2 separate regions of the Homo sapiens genome follow, and region 1 is linked to region 2. A link is an interaction called in ENCODE POLR2A ChIA-PET data of the cell type or tissue named here. Cell type or tissue: OCI-LY7. All regions are shown on one strand.

Region 1 (4,000 bases), 93 kb before region 2:
CCCGTCTCTACTAAAAATACAAAAAAATTAGCCGGGCGCGGTGGCGCGCGCCTGTAATCCCAGCTACTCGGGAGCCTGAGGCAGGAGAATCGCTTGAACCCGGAAAGGCAGAGATTGCAGTGAGCCGAGATTGCGCCACTTCGTTCTAGCCTGGGCAAAACAGCGAAACTCCGTCTCAAAACAAAAATACACTACTTTTTAGCTGCTTAAGTTCGAGTTGACTTATACAGTGTTAATTTGCCTGAGTTTAAATACTTATTTTTAGCTTCACTAATACTGTTTTTAACAAAAAAAAAAATGAGCGTAACGTAAGTCTTAAATGCCCACGGACCTGCTCGCTGCCGGCTCCACCGTCAGTGCACGGGAGCTGCTTAGAGAGGGCAGCTGGCTCCGCCCCACAGCCGTGCCGCGTATGTGGGTGAGGGCCCGTGACGGCCCTGTCCCACACAGGCTGAGTCTGTCTACCCGAGTGTCCCGCTCAGTTCACAGGCGTAGGCGTGCAGAGACGTAGAACTTACACAACAGTACTTGGTTGTCAGGAGACAAATGACACCCCCTTTGCAAAGTGCACTTATTAAAACAGCAAGTGCTTTCTGAGTGCGTCAGCTGTAACCATGCAATGTCTTCTTCTCGGTGACACAGGAGTGCCCCAGCCTCTCCCAATCACGCGGGAGTGCTGTCTGCTCACTCTAGTGGCGCCCAGACCCCTGAGAGCCTGTCGAGGGAAGGTTCGCCGGCCCCCCTGGAGCCTGAGCCTGGCGCTGCACAGCCCAAACTCGCTGTCATCCAGGAAGCCCGGTTTGCCCAGAGCGCCCCAGGTGAGACAGCGGGAGAGGAAGCGAGGGCCCCAACAGCGTGAGCCAGACGCGGACGCCTGGGCTCCACAGAGAAGAAACAGCCGGACTGGAGGCCTGCCTGTCCCTCTGTACCTTATACTAGTACCTGATTTTATAGGCCTTGGAAAACTAATAGCACTGGGAGTGTTTTTTAAAAATCAATGAAGGTTCTTTAAACGACACTGAGTAGATGCCTGAAATAACTTAGAATTAACCTGTTTCTTAGTTTGTCATTCAAAAATCCATGAAACAGCCCCCGCACCCCCACCCCCCGCAAAAAAATCAAAACAAAACAAAAACCCATGAAGTAGACAAACTAGACACTGGAAGCAAAAACATGTCCTTTTTTTTTTTTTTTTTTTTTTTTTGAGACAGAGTCTCACTTTGTCACCAGGCTGGAATCTTGGCTCGTTGCAACCTCTGCCTCCCAGGTTCAAAGAATTCTCCTGCCTCAGCTTCCCGAGTAGCTGGGACTACAGGCACACACCACCACACCCAGCTGCTAATTTTTGTATTTTTAGTAGAGACAGGGTTTCACCATGTTGGCCAGGATGGTCTCAATCTCTTGACCTCGTGACCTCATGATCCACCTGCCTTGGCCTCCCAAAGTGCTGGGCGTACAGGCGTGAGCCACCACGCCCAGCCTAACATGTCCATTTTAAGGAATAGGTAAAACAGTTTGCAGTTTACTTAGTCATAATGTGGAATAAAAATGTGTGCCCTGGGGAATTAAACAAACAAACATAGTGTGGAAATGTGTCCAAACTGTCTGTTACAGTTGACAGAAAGTGAATTGGGTCATTTGGGATTCCTGGCCCTGCCGGGCCAGAGAACAGCCCTCCCCTGCCCACTGGCGGTGGCCCCTGACAGCCATGTCTCCCTCTCTTTGCTCTAAGCCCCCAAACCATGGCAGAGGCCCCTGACAGCCGTGTCTCTCTCTCTGCTCTAAGCCCCCAAACCACAAAGGGCAGAGGCTGGGTGCCAGAGGCTCTGTGACAGCCCCACTCTGTTTTTGAACTTTCTGCTTCCCTTCCACTCGTTACAGGAGGAAGATGTTGATCCTAGGTGAGTGTGGCCCTCGTCTTTCTGGCCTACAGGGGCAGTTTCTTCTTTTTTTTTTTTTGTTCGTTTGTCTTGAGACAAGGTCTTGCTCTGTCACTCATGCTGGAGTACAGTGACGTGTTCTTGGCTCACTGCAGTCTCCACCTTCCAGGCTCAAGCAATCCGCCCTCCTCAGTCTCCTAAATAGCTGGGGCTGTAGGCGCACAGTAACATGCCCGGTTAATATTTGTCGTAGAGACAGGGTCTCCCTATGCCCAGGCTGATCTCAAACTCCTCCCACCTCAGCCTCCCAAAGTGCTGGGATTACAGGCGTGAGCCACTGCGCCCGGCCCAGTTTCCTCTTTTATTGAGTATTGACATTTTCTTTTTTATAAAGAACTGTGGGAAGAGGGGTTACCAGATATCTAAATAGAGCCAAAATTGCATTTTTAGCAGTTAGAGATAGGAATTAAATACCCCTTTTAAAATACTACACCTCCCTCATTATTAGTAACTTTACTATTGTGAGGTGAAATAGGGCCATATCCTATATTTTAAATTAAAGTTTGTATGTTGCTTGTCAGTGCTGAGTGTGAGAACCTTTGTTTGTAGAAGTCAGTATCTGTAAGTGTCAGTCCTGCTGTGTCTTTCACCAGGGTCACCTCTGTCCAGTCAGCCAGTCTTAATCACCGTCCAGCGGCAGCTACCACAGGCCATCAAGCCTGTCACCTACACTGTGGCCACCCCAGTGACCACCTCGACCTCCCAGCCACCCGTCGTGCAGACGGTTCACGTCGTCCACCAGATCCCAGCGGTGTCGGTCACCAGTGTGGCCGGACTGGCCCCAGCGAACACGTACACTGTCTCTGGACAAGCTGTGGTCACCCCGGCAGCCGTGCTGGCCCCTCCTAAGGCAGAGGCCCAGGAGAATGGAGACCACAGGGAAGTCAAAGGTAGGCGGAGGGGAAAGGAGGAGAGGGGAGACCACAGGGAGGTGAAAGGTGGGCCGGGGGGGGAAAGGAGGAGAGGGGAGACCACAGGGAGGTCAAAGGTGGGCCGGGGGGGAAAGGAGGAGAGGGGAGACCACAGGGAGGTCAAAGGTAGGCGGAGGGGAAAGGAGGAGAGGGGAGACCACAGGGAGGTGAAAGGTGGGCGGGGGGGAAAGGAGGAGAGGGGAGACCACAGGGAGGTCAAAGGTGGGCCGGGGGGGGAAAGGAGGAGAGGGGAGACCACAGGGAGGTCAAAGGTGGGCCGGGGGGGAAAGGAGGAGAGGGGAGACCACAGGGAGGTCAAAGGTAGGCGGAGGGGAAAGGAGGAGAGGCTGCCCCATCAGCCTCACACTCTGGGAAGTCCATAAGATTTGCTCATCCTTGGCCAGGTACAGTGGCTCACACCTGTAATCCCAGCACTATGGGGGGCTGAGACGGTCGGATCACCTGAGGTTAGGAGTTGGAGACCAGCCTGACCAACACGGAGAAACCCTGTCTCTACTAAAAATACAAAATCAGCTGGGCATGGTGGCGGGTGCCTGTAATCCCAGCTACTCGGGAGGCTGAGGCGGGAGAATCACTTGAACCCGGAAGGTGGAGGTTGCAGTGAGCTGAGATTGCGCCATTGGACTCCAGCTTGGGTAACGAGCGAAACTCCATCTCAAAAAACAAAAAAAAGATTTGCTCATCTTTTTCTAATTTGCTGTTTGTTTTAGAGACATTTTCTAGCAGGTGTGATAGCTATCTGGTTATTATGTTTTAAACTGGCAAGATTTTTATTTGCTTTCCAGTAATATTAATGTCGTTTCTTTTCCTTTAATTTCAGTGAAAGTAGAGCCTATTCCCGCCATTGGCCACGCCACGCTCGGCACTGCCAGCCGGATCATTCAGACGGCACAGACCACCCCGGTCCAGACGGTGACCATAGTACAACAGGCACCTCTAGGTCAACACCAGCTACCAATAAAAACTGTAACACAAAACGGCACTCACGTGGCATCAGTCCCCACTGCGGTCCACGGCCAGGTGAACAATGGTAAGACATGCTGGTCGGTGGCTCCCCGTGGCTGTGGGTACTGGGAGCAGAGCCCCTTCTCACTCGTGGTTTCGGTTCTGACTGTAACAATTTTAGCT
Region 2 (4,000 bases):
CCTGACCTCAGGTGATCCACCTGTCTCAGCCTCCCAAAGTGCTGGGATTATAGGCGTGAGCTACCGCGCCCGGCCGGTAGCCTACTAATTTATTTATTTATTTATTTATTTTTTCTGAGACGGAGTCTCACTCTGTCGTCCAGGCTGGAGTGCAGTGGCACGATCTCGGCTCACCGCAAGCTCCACCTCCCGGGTTCAAGCAATTCTCCTGCCTCAGCCTCCCGAGTAGCTGGGATTACAGGCGCCCGCCACCACGCCCAGCTAATTTTTGTATTTTTAGTAGAGACGGGGTTTCACCATGTTGGTCAGGCTGGTCTCGAACCCCTGACCTCGTGATCCACCTGCCTCGGCCTCCCAAAGTGCTAGGATTACAGGCGTGAGCCACCGCTCCCGGCCAGCCTACTAATTTAAACAATTAATGTTCAAGCTATCTCTGAATTAATACCTGAACTAAAAGCTGAATTTCTTCCAAGTCCCAGGTTCTCAGCCCATCGTAAAAGCTCATTACAATGAGATTCCCCTCAGAAAGAGCTAAAACCAATCACTGGTTTCTCCCGTCCCAACAGGGCAGAAAGCATTACAAGCCGGGCTGCTTCCAGGAGGTGGCCCATCCTGCAGCGGCCAGCTCAACACACTCTGGCCCTTCCCTGATGTGTCCCCCTTGCCACAGGTCCGAGGCCCAGAGGCGGCCTGTGTTGTGGCTCTCCATCAGCCCTGACGCCGCGTCTCTGTCCCTGTGGACTCGGCCTTTCCCAGTGGGAACCCTGCCTTCCCGTGTCCACCTTCCAATCCTCGTCCACCACCCGTCTCCAGGGCCAGCACCCAAGCGTTTGGGGTTTCCAGGCACAGGTGGCCTGGCCCTACACAGAGCCCGCATCCTCTTTGCGCAGGACACTTGAAGTCTGCTGGAACCCCCGGATGTGGGGCCCTCTGACCCCAGATGAGGGCGTCAGTGATGCTGCGGTGCTGCACCTGCCCGACCCCTGCACCTGACCCGGGGCCTCTTCTCCATCCCTCAGCCACAGCCCAGAACGTCTGGACACTGGGCCCAGCGAGCAGCGACCAAACTCATTTCAAGTCTCTCTTTTTTTCTCTAAAATCAATGCTGTTCCAAAGATAAACCCTCTAACGCAGCCATGTCTGCCTAGAGAAATCCTCAAACCATATCCTTTCATAGCTATGTTCAAATTCAATTTGTGAGAAGACTCTTCTTTTCATAAGCCCATTGATGGAGCCATTTTGTTTCAGTCTTTGCAGTTTTTTTTGTTTTTGTTTTTGTTTTTTACCTTATCTCCCATCTGTGTGTTTGCTCTTTCGTTATTTACCGTTTCTCCTTCTCTGTGTTACCTTACGTTTTGGTCCACGAGAAACTAAGAAACATTTTTGACATCAGCAGTGTTAGCGTTAGGATAATACAATTCAAGCTCACTGCACTTAGCTGATTAACTTACCATGTACTCTGTCCATCAAAATATAATAAAGATATACAAAGCTTCTAGAACAAAGCCCGTCAGAATGTTCACTGAGTGAGTCAGAAAACAGGGACAAAAAGATAATTTTAACCTTCTAAAAAACAAGAACAAAAAAGGGAGAAGTCAAATGCCACACCATTCTCTACACTTGGAGCTGCATAATGAGTAAATATTTTAGGAATCTGTTTTAAGTCATCTACCACCTGCTTAATTCTATTTTAGTAAGTGGCATAACCGCCTTCACAAGCGAGGATCTGTTGATGGTGCAAATATTGATTCAATACAATGTACAGACGTATTCATCTCTCAGCCCAGCTTTTGAGAAATCTGTCTTATGTTGAGTTAAAACACCGGAAAGCCAAAAAGCAGACTGGCGGTCCCCGGGGCAGAGGGGAGGGGCAGGGCGAATGGCCACTGGACAGCACAGGGCTCCTGGAAGTGGCCGGTGCTGACGCTGCAGTGTGGTGGTGATTCAACGCCGCTTTACACCTGCACCGTAAAATGCTCACATCTGACTTTAAGTGTGTGGTTTTTGTGAAAGCAGCTCCCTTTCTGCGTTTTTTTTTTTTTTTTTTTTTGAGACGGAGTCTCGCTCTGTCGCCCAGGCTGGAGTGCAGTGGCGCCATCTCGGCTCACTGCAAGCTCCGCCTCCCAGGTTCACACCATTCTCCTGCCTCAGCCTCCCAGGTAGCTGGGACTACAGGCACCTGCCACCACGCCTGGCTAATTTTTTTGTATTTTTAGTAGAGACGGGGTTTCACCGTGTTAGCCAGGATAGTCTCGATCTCCTGACCTCGTGATCCACCTGCCTCGGCCTCCCAAAGTGCTGGGATGACAGGCGTGAACCACTGAGCAGCTCCCTTTCTGAACAGTCAGGAGCAGCTCGCGCCCACCAGCAACCACCTTCTCCGGTAGCCTGAAGGACACCACAAGCCTTATTATTATTATTATTATTATTTTATTTTATTTTATTTTTTGAGATGGAGTCTTGCTCTGTCGCCCAGGCTGGAGTGCAGTGGCGCAATCTCGGCTCACTGCAAGCTCCGCCTCCTGGGTTCACGCCATTCTCCTGCCTCAGCCTCCCGAGTAGCTGGGACTACAGGTGCCTGCCACCACGCCCAGCTAATTTTTTGTATTTTTAGTAGAGACAGGGTTTCACTGTGTTAGCCAGGATGGTCTCGATCTCCTGATCTTGTGATCCGCCTTGGCCTCCCAAAGTGCTGGGATCACAGGTGGGAGCCACTGCGCCCGGCCGCCACAAGCCTTATTTATTTAAATCACCTTTGTCTTAGGACACTAAACTCCCAAAAGGTGAGGCCTGGGACCAGCATCAGGCTGGACAAGTGCTGCAGAGGCCACGCCAACCCTGTGCGGCCACTGCTGCCCCGCCCAGTCACTAAGCACCTGCAGGTCACCGAGCACAGGGCAGGGGGCAGCCTCCACCAAGCACAGGGCAGGGGCCAGCTTCCACTGAGCTGTCACCACCACAGGACACCTGGAAACACGAAGGAACACGGCCCAGAAGCAGTGTCCTGGAGCGTGGCAGCTGCTGCCCGAGCAGGCTGCGGGGTGAACGCAGTCGTGGGAGGCTCACGAAGAGACATCGTCTTGGGGAAGGGGGATCAAGGCAGCCACAGTGGCTGTGGGAGGGACAGAGGGGCCAGATCCCAGAGCTCCCCTCACAACCCATCAGAGTGGTGGATTCCCTGAGGCTGGTTGTGGGGCTGGACATCTTGTGACCACAACTCCCAGGGCCTGAGAAGGGGGCAGCTGTCCTCGGGCTGGCCCGTCCTGCTCAGACCGGAGGCCTGGCAGGGTTCGAGGGCTCAACTCAGGCGGGCCCGGGCTCTCAGGGTGGGGTGACCTCTGTCACGGAGGTCTCATGCAGCCTTGGACCCCACACTGGGGCCTGGGTCTCTCCTAGGTTCCCATACACCCAGGGGAGTGGCCATAGGATCCAGTCCTGCCCTGGCCCTGGGTCGCAGGCAGGAGCCCCACCCACCTTGGCCACGACCTGCCAAAGAGGGGTGTGGGCTCTGGGCGGGGCCGCTCGGGGGACGGGACGGCAGTTCCCCCACGTGTGTGAGCTTCTCAACTCAAAGTCCTGGCTGGAGGCTGGAGGGTTCCAGGAGGCCACCCCACCAAGGCTGCCTGACACTCTTTGCTTCTGAAGTTAAAAAAAATATCGCATATGAAAAAGCTTATTTAAAATCAAGTCATTCATGCTTGGTACTAAATATTTACCACTACAATCTTATCACCCATGGACAACTACGATTAATATTTCAGTGTAGTTCATTTCACTGTTTATGTATATATATGATTTTCTTTCTACCTAGTAGTAATACCTATAATGATATATGTAATTTTAACATTTTTCATATGAAGTATTGATACAAATGTTTTAATTCTAAAATATAATTTCTGGGCCAGGCACGGTGGCTCACGCCTTTAATCCCAGCACTTTGGAAGGCTGAGGCAGTTGCATCACAAGGTCAGGGGTTTGAGACCAGCCTGGATAACATGGT

The links. Peaks named below come from ENCODE experiments on the same cell type or tissue, not always from the same donor. Only the 100,000 strongest peaks of a DNase experiment are listed, where the experiment ranks them.
Region 1: POLR2A ChIA-PET joins it to region 2 with 5 read pairs; 3 of 35 experiments call an interaction of 5 or more read pairs at or near these places.

The regions. Positions count from the first base shown.
Region 1 is chr17:82,583,371-82,587,370 of GRCh38, forward strand. FOXK2 (forkhead box K2) reads left to right here. Exons shown (of 9, transcript NM_004514.4): 6 at 643-818; 7 at 2,534-2,830; 8 at 3,693-3,902. It overlaps FOXK2-AS1 (FOXK2 antisense RNA 1), which reads right to left. Exons shown (of 3, transcript XR_001753132.3): 2 at 3,860-4,000. Among named protein-coding and RNA genes, the nearest start is that of FOXK2-AS1, 3.1 kb to the right of the region's middle. In OCI-LY7, no CTCF peak of the experiment used is centred here; no DNase peak of the experiment used is centred here.
Region 2 is chr17:82,676,851-82,680,850 of GRCh38, forward strand. The region is part of intron 1 of RAB40B (RAB40B, member RAS oncogene family); the gene reads right to left. Among named protein-coding and RNA genes, the nearest start is that of MIR4525, 11 kb to the left of the region's middle. RefSeq lists enhancers at 2,860-3,385, 3,386-3,910. In OCI-LY7, CTCF peaks have their summits at 967, 1,176 and 2,875; DNase peaks (open chromatin) are centred at 931, 1,841 and 2,360; H3K4me3 peaks cover 1,909 bases; H3K27ac peaks cover 3,460 bases.